2 separate regions of the Homo sapiens genome follow, and region 1 is linked to region 2. Evidence: chromatin contacts called from ENCODE Hi-C or POLR2A ChIA-PET data. All regions are on one chromosome and are shown on one strand. Each heading gives the region's core, a stretch centred on a gene start or an enhancer-like site at or near the end of the contact. The rest is flanking DNA. Distances are from core to core; before and after follow the strand shown. Region 1 overlaps MAGI3 (membrane associated guanylate kinase, WW and PDZ domain containing 3). Region 2 has its middle 69 kb from the start of LRIG2.

Region 1 (5,824 bases), core at 2,672-5,171, 400 kb after region 2:
TGTACGCTCCTGTCAAAAGGATGAAGCATATAATATGACTCAGTTATTGGTGTGCCAGCCAGGCATTGGTTATCTGGCATTACGACAGGTTTGCTAATGATTCCTGATGTGAGCGTCACAAAGAAAAAATTGTAAATAGCCTCAGGATAACACTTCTAAAATGCTGGGTTTTTTTTAAGTACTAAATGTTCATAATCCCATAAAAAGTTTAGAAAAGAAAAGGACCCAATTTTGATTATTTACTTTTTCACTTTTTCTACTCTGTTCTGCTAGGAAGGTCCCATCTTACTTTGCCCTTCCTGATATATGACCTTTTAAGGGGAGGTTGTGGTGATTTTGTTGTGTCTTGTCTAGAATGATGATTTCCATCTTATTTTTCAAACATAGGTTTTAGTTCTTTAGTTTATCCGTTGACTGAGAGTTTCAGTTAAAAGAGAAATGATTGCAATTTATCCTAGGAATGGTGAAAATAATATTTATTTTGAAGACAGCTGACCAAAGAAAAGCCTACACAAATAGTCTCAGCTTTCATGTAGAACTTGGAAGTTTTTTGTCATAATGGTCCACTATGTTAGGCCTCCTTTTCCATTAATGACATTTAAAGGGCACAATTTTTCACAATTTGGTTTCCAGTTTGTAAAACTTTTTTTTTCATTATAGTAACATATTTTCACTGCAGAAAATTTGAAAAACAAAAGCTATGAAGAAAAATGTTTTTAAAGAAAAAAGTTTATTTAAGGCCGGATGTGGTGGCTCACTCCTGTAATCCCAGCACTTTGGGAGGCCAGGGCGGGTGGATCATGAGGTCAAGAGATCGAGACCATCCTGGCCAACATGGTGAAACCCCATCTCTACTAAAAATACAAAAATTAGCTGGGCGTGGTGGTGTGCGTCTGTAGTCCCAGCTGCTCGGGAGGCTGAGGCAGGAGAATTGCTTGAACCCGGGAGGTGGAGGTTGCAGTGAGCCAAGATCACGCCACTGCACTCCAGCCTGGTGACAGAGAGAGACTCCGTCTCAGAAAAAAAAAAAAAAGAAAAAGCAAAAAGTTTATTTAAAATGCTTTTCAAAATCACAAGGTAATTACATCCTTTGATAATACCTTAAGTATTGTTAAGTATTTAAGAATGAGTTTGTTTTATGTGTGTCGCTTACATTTTTTTTAATTAATTAATTTATTATTATTATACTTTAAGTTTTAGGGTACATGTGCACAATGTGCAGGTTAGTTACATATGTATACATGTGCCATGCCGGTGCGCTGCACCCACTAACTCGTCATCTAGCATTAGGTATTTGCATATATTCAGTTATGTTTAATTTGGATTCATACCAAATATTTTATTTTGTAACTTGCTTTTTTTCATTTAAAATATATCATGAGCATTGGACTGCATTGTCATATATTGAAGCATTACTTTTTTTTTTTTTTTTGAGATAGGATCTCATTCTGTTCCCCATGCTGGAGTGCAGTGGTGCGATCATGGCTCACTGTAGCTTCGACCTCCCTGGCTTAGGTGATCCTCCCTCTTCAACCTCCCAGGTAGCTAAGACTATAGGTGTGCACCACAACGCCCAGCTAATTTTTTGTATTTTTAAAATACAGACAGCATTTTACCCATCTCTACAAAAAATAGAGATGGTCTCGGACTCCTGGGCTTAAGCGATCCACCCATCTCAGCTTCTCAAAAGTGCTGGAATTACAGGTGTGAGCCACCATACCTGGCCAAAACATTACTTTTAATGATGTTGCTTAGTGAAAGGGTTTGTGTGTCTTTGAAGTCTACAGTAAAAGTATTTTTCTAATATGAATTTATTGGAAACACTATCAGTATAACAATCACATTATTTAAAATGTCATTTTTGCACGTTTAAGACAAGCGTTTATTTAGCACTATGCTAGATATTTTGGAGGATACAGAGACACACAAAACATAATTTCTGACTTCACACATGCTTAAGATCCAGTGAGGGAAGCAGACACGTACCCACTGTTCTGTGGCAAGAACCAATGGGGAGGAGAGATGAAAAGATGACCTTCTTAGTGTGGACTCCAGAGTTCTGCCCACGTCTTGTTTTCAGAGCAGGTGGACAAGCGGTCAATGTGCAGGTCTTTTGCTTTAACCTTATTTATGTGTACACAGCACTGTAGATTTATGTGTACACAGCACTGTAGAGCACTAGTTAGAGTAGACACAAAACTGAAACCACTAGATAAAACAATTGGGTGTGGAGGTTAGAAGGGTAGAGCTGGGTGTTGACAGACTGGTGTAGTTGCCTCAGAAGTGAGAATATAGATATAGATGCAATAGCATTTTCCTCTGGGGCACCACCTCTTTTTCTTTACATCTCAGATCCCTGGCCATGTGTCTGACAGTTTTTTAGAGAAATGATTGTTATTTGTAAATACATCATACACAGAAACACTTGCTTTTTTAAGCAAATAAAAATCATAAAAACAAAAAAAAGTCCACAGCATGATGGGTTTTAGTTATACATAATTTGAATATAAGGGAGCAATTTTGATGCTGCATTAATGTGGAATTCTACATGTGATAAACAGTGTTAGACTTTTAGAATATATATTTTTAGTTTGGTAGAGCTCATGGATTTTCCAGATGTATAGGCTGCTTAAGCCAAAGAGTTCTTTCTCTAGCTATGATTATAATTCTTCTGATTATAAATGCATTAAAAAATAATAAAGGAAGGATGAAGTGGAGGAATGTAAGAAATAAGAAGGAAGGGGAGAGAGAAAAGAAAACCTTTCTGGGCATGTGTAAGGAAACCAGCAGGCTTGACCTTCAAATGCCAGTGATATGTAGGACCCAGGGCAACAGATGAAATCTGACCAATACATTTGTGATGGCCCCTTCCAGGAACCTATGGAAAGTGGACACTCCCATTTTAATGTTTACTATTGCCATAATTCGTAATATAGACGAAGAATGTGACCTTTGTTAGCAGGAGCCTTTCTTGTGACTGCTGAGGTGGTGGCTCTATTATGTAGAATATAATAACATTGCTTCATTGCTTTAGTCTGTTTCTTCAAACTGTAACTTGAAAAACTGACTAGTTTTAAAAATGGAAATGGCTCAAGAGACTCCAGAGTATTTAATGCTTTTCACACTTGGGACTGGAGAGGAATTTAATTATATAAATTATTTTAAAAATCCATTAAGTTCCTGCTTGCCTGTAACGAGCGTGGCATACTTAGAGAAATGTGTAGATATAAACCTTCTGAGTTTAAAACCTTGGATATATTCTTTTAAGTAGGAGACAGACTAGAAATAATGAGAAAGCATTTGAACACAGATGTGGAATATAGAGGTGACCAGAAAGAATATGTTGATAGTTGTTAGCTTATGGGAATTGCAAAGGGTTTTAGTGTCAGACCTGAGTTAGTGGATGTTCTTTTAAATTATTGTTACAAGGTTCTGCGTAACCTACTGGTCTATGGAACTCTTATCTCAGATTGTGTGGACTCTTCCTCACTTTCTAAGAGCCAGCAACACTGGATTTCTCTCAGTTCCTCTAACCACTGTGTTCTTCCCCAGCTCAAGTAAGTGCTGTCGCATGTCTTGTTTCCTCTACCAACATTTCCCCCACTGCCCTTTTTGCCTTGCTGGCTCCTATTTATCTTTCAGATTTCAGCTACAATGGCACTTAGTGAAGTCTTCCCATAACTCCCAGATTTAGGATCTAAGTTGTAAATTCCCACAATACTCTGTACAGTAGTCCCCCCCTCCTTATTCTTGGGGGATATGTCCCAAGACCCCCCAGTGGATGCCGGAAACCATGGATTGTACCAGATCCTACATATACTATGTTTTTTGATCTAATAACCCAGACAGCTACTAAGATAGCTACTGAGTAACTAATGTGTGGGTAGCATGTATGGCATGGATATAGAGATGATACAGCAGGACAAAGGGATGACTCACATCCCAGGCGGGATGGAACAGGACGGTATGGGAGTTGAGTTCATTGCAGCACTCAGAATGGCATGCAATCTAAAACTCATTAATTGTTTATGTCTGGAACTTTCCATTTAATACTTTCAGACCAAGGCTGACTGTGGGTAACTGAAACCGTGGAAGACAAAACGTTAGATAAAGAGGAACTCCTGTACTTCTCTTTTATAATGTTTCCACGTTTGAAATTTCTTCTTCAATGTTTATCTTCCCTGCAAGACTTTAAGTTCCCTTTGGGCTCACTCTCATTCACTGCGTTTAGCCCTAAGTACCTACTCCTCAGAACTCAGAAATGACTAGACTGTGTCATGGAAAAGTAGGCTGTTATGAAACAGGAAACCTGTACTCTATAAGCTTATGCAAAAGAAGAAATTCATCAAAAGGGACCATGTCTCTTACACACACAGGTACATACGCGTGTGCACACACACAAACACACAGAGAAAGAGAGAGGGAGAGAGAGAAAGAAACAGGGATATTCTAGGACAGCGCTTACAATGTTTACAGTGTAGGCTCTGAAGACAGATTGACTGTGTTCACATCCCAGGTCTGTCACTTACTAGCAGTGTAACCTTGGCCAAGTTACTTGACTTCTCAATACTTTAGCTTCTTACCTATAAAATGGGAATAATAATAACACCTACTTCAAAGGTTATCATGAGGAGTGAGTTAAAACATATAGCATATACTATAATAAATATAATTAATATGTATATAATAATGATAATAATTCTAAAATAACAGCCCTAGTCATCAGTGTTTCCATTTCTTGTTCTTGTCTCATTCCTATGCCTCTTCCACAGAAAGAAGTGTTTTTGGCTTTTCCTGCTGTAGACTTGTTATACCCAATGGTGCCAGAAGATAATCGATTCAAATGGTTAGCTTAGCCTTATTTTATATTTCAGTCCAGATACCATTTTGTGAATATGTTTTAAAATGTTAATAAATAAAGAACAAAATTTGATGAATTGACATATAAACTATAATTAAAACCTACTTTAAAGACTCATAGAGCTTGCTGCTTTAATGAAGAATTGAAGAAATTGATGAAGAATTTATTTTAGTGTTTTGACTGAGCCAAAATAAAATCAGTTTCATTGTTGAAGAAACACAGTTTAACATAAACTTGTAGATAGACTATTAAAGAGTGCTGTATCAGTTAAGTGAGCACTGTCTTCTAAAATTTCATGTATTCAAGGATGGAGAGGGTCAAATGAATAGTTAAAAATACAAATTAAGGCCAGGCATGGTGGCTCATGCCTGTAATCCCAGCCAGCACTTTGGGAGTCTGAGGCAGGCGGATCACTTGAGCTCAGGAGTTTGACACCAGTCTGGGCAACATGACAAAACACTGTCTCTACCAAAAATACAAAAATTAACCTGGCCTGGTGGCGTGTGCCTGTGGTCCCAGCTACTTGGGAGGCTGAGGTGGGAGGATTGCTGGAGCCCCCGAGGCGGAGGTTGCAGTGAGCCGAGATCGCACCTCTGCATTCCAGCCTGGTTGACAGAGTGAGACCCCATCTAAAAAAAAAAAAAAAAAAATTTAAACTGATTAACTTATTCTATTTTCTAGGTACACACTAAATCTATAAAAACTAAACTAAATCAATAAAAATAAACCATGGCCTTGGCCTTTAGATAGCTGACAATTTAGGTTTAACAATGTATATGGTATTTTTGAACAGCTTTTGTGTCATAGAATGAATATGTTTTACTATGAAATGTATAGATACTGATTATCTAGAAAAGCATTGTAAATACTTTTATTTTTACAAAGAAGTAGACAGTTTGATTTATTATTTTTTAGGGATCCCCTTCCTTGAGCCAGGGAGCCAGTCTGGCATTAGGCTAATCT
Region 2 (6,037 bases), core at 259-2,758:
GGACACTGCACACACTGCTATCCCCAAGCAGTCACAAACTAGGATGCTTTGATAATGAGAGTTTGAATATTTTATGTATCTTGTTTTCCAATTATACTTAAGAATTCAATAAGCTGAGTAGTGGGAAGCTGAATTACTAGACTGGCAAAGGAATGAACAGAAAAACCTAAAAAATTTAAAAAGAGGATTAAGAAAACTGTCCTTGCTCAGTTTGGGAGCCTGGCTTACTTTTCTTAGTACTCTGCTGTTCCTGATACTGTTCAAGCTGGGGCACTGAAGATCTGGAACCATGTAGCTTGGATTTTCTTCAGACCAAAATACCTCGATGCTCATTTTTTTTTCTTTTTTTTTTTTTTTTTTGAGACAGAGTCTCACTCTGATGCCCAGGCTGGAGTGCAGTGGTGCGATCTTGGCTCACTGTAGCTTCTGCCTCCCGGGTTCAAGTGATTCTCGTGCCTCACCCTCCCAAGTAGCTGGGATTACAGGCACCTGTCACCACATCCGGCTCATTTTTGTATTTTTAGTAGACAGACGGAGTTTTGCCATGTTGGCCAGGCTAGTTTTGAGCTCCTGACCTCAGGTGATCTGCCCGCTTTGGCCTACCAAAGTGCTGGGATTACAGGCGTTGAGCCACCATGCCCGGCCTTGATGCTCATTTTGAACTATCAACTTACCTTCGATGCCTTTGTAGACTCATCCAACTACTTCCCAATAAATGGTCCAGGATTAATGGGTATTCATGTTCAGTGTAGGGCATCTAATTCCAGAAATGTAAGCCAAATTAGCAAACTCTCCTAAAAAGGACATCCTATCTTCTGCTGAGCTGTCTTCCCAAGCTAGCCAACGTGTCTGAATTTGGGCATGAAAGAAGAGGAGCAGATGGGCTGGGGTCTGACATGCAGGGCAAACTGGAGGGTTTTCTTGGCATATTTGTTCTTCAAATCTAGACTTTAGAATATGTGAGAAACAGTGACATTCTCACATTGGTCCCAAGCCATGGAGGAAATCCTGCCCCATTGAGAAGTGGAGACATTTCAGCCCTTGCATATCTCATCAGCAAACCACAGGGTTGGTGAAGGGACTGATGGAGTCCTTTTAAAGGTCTTGTGCCATTTTCTTGCCTTTTTATCTTTTTGTTCAAAGATAACTCTTGTTTTGTTTTCTATCTTGAGGCAAAATTGAAAACTTGGCCTACACATTGGTTTGGGCTAGAACTGGCCTCTAGGTGGCGATTCAGTACAGAGAATGGTGGTGGCTGGCGTCACCTCGAGCCACCATTTCTCAGAGATACCATTATATAAGGGGATTCATGAGAAATCGGGCATCACAATAGAGGGACAGCTTGGCCTTTGTCACTTTTCAAGCTGGGATCCTGAAGAGGTTGGGGTGCATGGGGAGCAGCGAAAGCACCTAGTCTCAAGCAACATAACACGAGTTTAAGGCCCCCACTAGGACGGAGTCCAGAGTAGTCTGGCAACGGTTGCAAGGTTTGGACTTGGCCTGCTAGGAGAGTGAGCCCTGAGCTTCAGGCTTGGTTCCCTCACTCCTGTGAGGCCTCACTCAGGCTCACAGCCCCTGATGGAGCACTCAGCTTGGCGGCTGCCTGCCCGAGGTCTCCAGAAAAGGCAGCCAGCTCCTAGTTGAAGTCCTCCCACTTTACTTCCCCTTCCTTCCCCCTGCCACTCCCTCTCTTCTCCTTCACCCCTCCTTCCCTTCTGCCTCCCGTTCCCTCTGCTTCCTCCTTCTTCCCCCTCTTCCCCACCTCCTCACACACCCCATTCTCACCTTCTGCTATTTACAAAGCCCTTTCCCCTGTATGATCTCATTTGCTGCTCACAGACTCCTAGGGAAGAGGGACAGGTTGAGCCCTCCCTCACTCCCTGGCACACTTTGAGGACACAGTGCGGAAGTGCTTATAAAGATCCCGTTATCTGACTGTCACCACCAGCAAATAGTGAGTACCTTAGGGCAACTATTGAATTCAAATTAGTGCATGTTGCTTGGCATGGAGGAGGTCTCAAAATTATTTACTGAATGAATAAATATTTATAGTTGCAAAGAACTGAATCAAGGGACAGTAGGTGGTAGAGTCCATTCTAGAAGTTAGGCTTCATACTTGTAGGACCTACGACATTGCTGCACTAGGTACTAAATATGTCACCATTTTCTAGTAAAAAATACAGTATGTAAGTGCATAAAGGGACCCATGCAGAACTGTTTGCATATCTGGCTCTCAACCACATGAAACTACTCTGGCACCAGTCTGCTGTCTGTCAGGGGACACTAGGAGCTGTGGGTGGATCTAGGGGAGCAGCTGGCCTTTCTGAGGCCTTCCTTAAAGTATGGGATAGACACTGGGCCCCTCAGCTATCAAAACCCTTCTGTCTTTAGCTGATCTAACATATTGAGATAAAAAGCACCACCCAGTTATTACTCATCCCACTCCATTCCAATCCATGAATCAGCACTTTTTGTTTTTTGCTTAAATGTACATATTTCAGGCAGTTTAGGACTCTGCGATGAGACTATATAGGTTCAAATCCTAGCTCTACCACTTCCTAGCTGTTGAGGCTTGGGTAGGTCATTTAACCTCTTTGTGCCTCTATTTCTCATCTTTTAAATGATAAGAGTATTTAACTCATAACATTACTGTGGGGATTTAGAGAGTTAATATATAGAAAACAATGAGAACAATGCCTGGCAATAAGTCAGAGCTAGGAAGTGTTCACCCAATCTCTCGTTACGGTTTCCTGGGTTTGAGAATTGGTTTGTGTTCAACTGATGGAGGCACTTCATGATTTTGTAGAATTCCCTGGAATGCTCTCATTTTAGCTGTGAGGTTTCAACATTTTCCCACTCAGTTACAGCTTTCTTGAGGCCTAAAGAAGACAGGAAGCAACTTGAAGTGTATTTTTCTGCTAATGAGGGCTGTGGCATTTGTTTCATATACAGCATCCCCAGGTGGCTCCAGACAGAATTCAAGGGCTTTTTTCTCTACGGCAGTGCTTACCACTTAACACACAGTAGGTATTAAATAAATGCTTGTGCCAGAAAGAGAGGAAGGAAGATGCAGTACAGAGGAAAACATTAATTAGTACATAGTAGTTTACACGGACAAGGTCCCAATGGGGTATACACTTGTTCCCTAAGATCTACTGACTAAGCATGAACATCACCAAGGAAATGCGATCAACTCAGAGGAGAAGGAGGGGGAGGAGAAGAGAGAAGAAACTGGAGCAGCCTGTTACCTGACCGAAGATATCAGGCTTTCCATTGCAAATGGTTCCATCAGCTCAGGCCAAGTGGAAAACCTTGCCGCTGCTCTGGGACATCCAAGGCATCTCCAATTGCTGTCTGCCCCAGAGTTTCATCCTTCCAGGGGTAGTTTGTCACTTGTTTTGTAGCCTCTATGGTACTCTTTCTTATGGCTAAAGACCAGCTAGCTCACCAGACATTTCTGTGGGTTTTGGCAGGAAATAGAGATGGGAGGCAGACAATGCTCTAGGGCGGTTCTTAGGAGAAACTTTTCTGACCTTGGCAGTCTTACTCCAATTTTCATGCCAAATTAGACTAATAATAGATCCTCACCCACAACCCAAATCCTCTAGCCTGAAAGGCTTAGAGTAGACAGAATGCAACTAGAAACTACTCTATGTTCTATAAGGGAGTTGAAACAGAGCTTTTCTAGTGAACACATTAGCTAATCAACTAGGTCACTGATGGTAAGGACTGTCTCAACTGCATGCCAACTCTGATTGATGGATAAAGCCTGCCTGGGGAATTGTATTGAGTTGGATTCTGAGTCTCCATCATCACATCTAGGCCCCAGAGGCAAGTGCTGTAATTCACCAACAATGTCTGTCACAGGTGCAGGAATAGGGAGTAGCCCCAGGAGGCATAGATACATACCTGCTCCAGGAGGCTATTTGGAGTTAGGAAAACAAAGATGGTTGAATGGTCAACTATGCTCATTTAATTAAATCATGATAGACCTTGAGCAATTCAACTCTTGAGGAAAATGTGGTATCAGCTCAGGAAAGAAGAAAAAGAAGGAGTAAGAGTGGTGATAGTGGAGTGTTCCCGTTCCATAGCTCTGTAGAGCCTTCTCAGTATTTAAAAACAGTCAGATTGGACTGGGCACAATGGCTCACGCCTGTAATCCCAGCACTTTGGGAGGCCAAGGCAGGCGGATCACCTGAGGTCAGGAGTTCGAGACCATCCTGGCCAACATGGCAAAACCCCATCTCTACTAAAAATACAAAAATTAGCTTGGCATGGTGGCAGGCACCTGTAATCCCAACAACTCGGGAAGCTGAGGCAGGAGAATTGCTTGAACTTGGGAGGGGGAGGTTACAGTAAGCTGAGATGCAGCCTGGGTGACAGAGCGAGACTCCATCTCAAAATAAATAAATAAATAAATAAATAAATAAATAAATAAATAAATAAATAAAATAAATAAAATAAAATCAGATTGAGAGGTAGCAGGTATGACAACATTAGATAGTTATTTTGAGTTGCAGTTCAAGACCTGGGAAGCTCTTGAAATAGATAGTTAAGCCGCTGGCAACCAGAAGGAAGGGCAGAGAGAGTGTTTCCCAAACTGAGTACCGTGAATCACTTAGTATCCATGAGATGTTTGTAAATATTTTGCCATGAAACATAGGCAGTGGTGGGGAGGGGACTTCCATGGTTATTCAAGTTTGGGAAACCTGTCAAAAAAATTCAGCAAAGTAAATTGTAGCCCAAGGAGGCTCTTGGCCTGAGGGAGTTATGGAAGAGAAATGTAATAAGCTAAGAAAGCAAAAGTGTAGGTGGGGTCAGGCTCTGAAAGGCCTTGAATGACAGGATGAGGGCTTTCGTTTTGATTGGGAGGCATGGAGGATTTGTGGGCAGGAGAAGTGATACATTCAGGGCTGGGGGTTAGGAAAATAACTGTACCATGAAGATTGAATAGAGAAGAGACTGGAGGTCAGAAGACTAGTTAGAAAGGTGTTATATGGTCCAAACAAGACACGCTAGCAGCCTAAACTTGGGCAGTTGCAATGGGAATGGAAAGGAAAGCCCAAAGTCAAGAGACATTTTCACCAGTAATAATGTCAGGTCTAGTCTGACTTCCAACAGCACTCAAGTACATGAAGGGCTACACTACAGGGAACTGACCAGCCCTTCTCTACACCCTTAAGTACAAAGCCAGCAGAGTGGGAGGTAAATTGCTGAGATGAAGCATTTGATTAGATAGAAAGTATATCTTCCTAATGCTAGGGATAATTAAACCCTGGAAGAGCCACCAGAGCACTAGCATAGCTTTCTCACAGGAAAGCAGCCATCTGCCCTGGTCCTCTAAGGCACATGACCACTCAAAGCTCCTTTCTGCTCCATGAGTCTATAATTAATGTATCTTAGGAATCTGAATATTGAAAGGGGCCTTACAGCTGATCTAGTCAGTTGCTTTCAAACCTGACTGAACATCATGATCCACTTTTTTTTTTTTGAGACGGTGTTTCGCTTGTTGCCCAGGCTGGAGTGCAATGGCACAATCTCGGCTCACTGCAACCTCCACCTCCCAGGTTCAAGTGGTTCTCCTGCCTCAGCCTCCCTAGTAGCTGGGATTACAGGTGCCTGCCACCATGCCCAGGTAATTTTTTTGTATCTTTAGTAGAGATGGGGTTTCACTATGTTGACCAGGCTGGTCTCGAACTCCTGACCTCAGGAGATCCATAGGCCTCAGCCTCCCAAAAGTGCTGGGATTACAGGCGTGAGCCACCACGCCTGGCTAACATCATGATCCTCTAAGGAGTTTAGTAAAATGCAGATTCTCAGCCTCCATTTCCAGAAACTTGGATTTGATTGGCAGAGTCCGGGAATCTGCATTTTGTGATGTCTTCAAGTGATTATAATGTATAATCAAATTTAGAAATTATTATTATTATTATTTTAAGAGAAGTCTTGCTCTTATCCCCCAGGTTTGAGTGCAATGGCTCTATCTCAGCTCACTGCAACCTCTGCCTCCCGGGTTCAAATGATTCTCCTGCCTCTG

The links. A loop is a pair of places that touch in the nucleus more often than their neighbours do. ChIA-PET counts read pairs that join two places held with the same protein, here RNA polymerase II (POLR2A). Pooled maps may share reads with other maps.
Region 1: a loop to region 2 is called in a pooled map, with 2.1 times the contacts of the local background. The contact joins two enhancer-like sites. A Hi-C loop is called at or near these places in 1 of 168 maps with a recorded cell type or tissue (mammary epithelial cell) and 2 of 50 pooled maps. POLR2A ChIA-PET finds 5 or more read pairs at or near these places in 2 of 52 experiments (AG04450 and HEK293).

The regions. Positions count from the first base shown.
Region 1 is chr1:113,538,375-113,544,198 of GRCh38, forward strand. All of the region lies in intron 1 of MAGI3 (membrane associated guanylate kinase, WW and PDZ domain containing 3), which reads left to right. Among named protein-coding and RNA genes, the nearest start is that of MAGI3, 150 kb to the left of the region's middle. RefSeq lists a silencer at 2,053-2,347. Within about 2 kb of position 3,922, at least 2 of the 41 ENCODE cell types and tissues checked have a DNase peak (open chromatin) inside an H3K27ac peak, as active enhancers do.
Region 2 is chr1:113,139,468-113,145,504 of GRCh38, forward strand. No RefSeq gene overlaps it. Among named protein-coding and RNA genes, the nearest start is that of LRIG2, 69 kb to the left of the region's middle. RefSeq lists a cis regulatory region at 1,059-1,959 and an enhancer at 1,339-1,508. Within about 2 kb of position 1,509, at least 9 of the 41 ENCODE cell types and tissues checked have a DNase peak (open chromatin) inside an H3K27ac peak, as active enhancers do.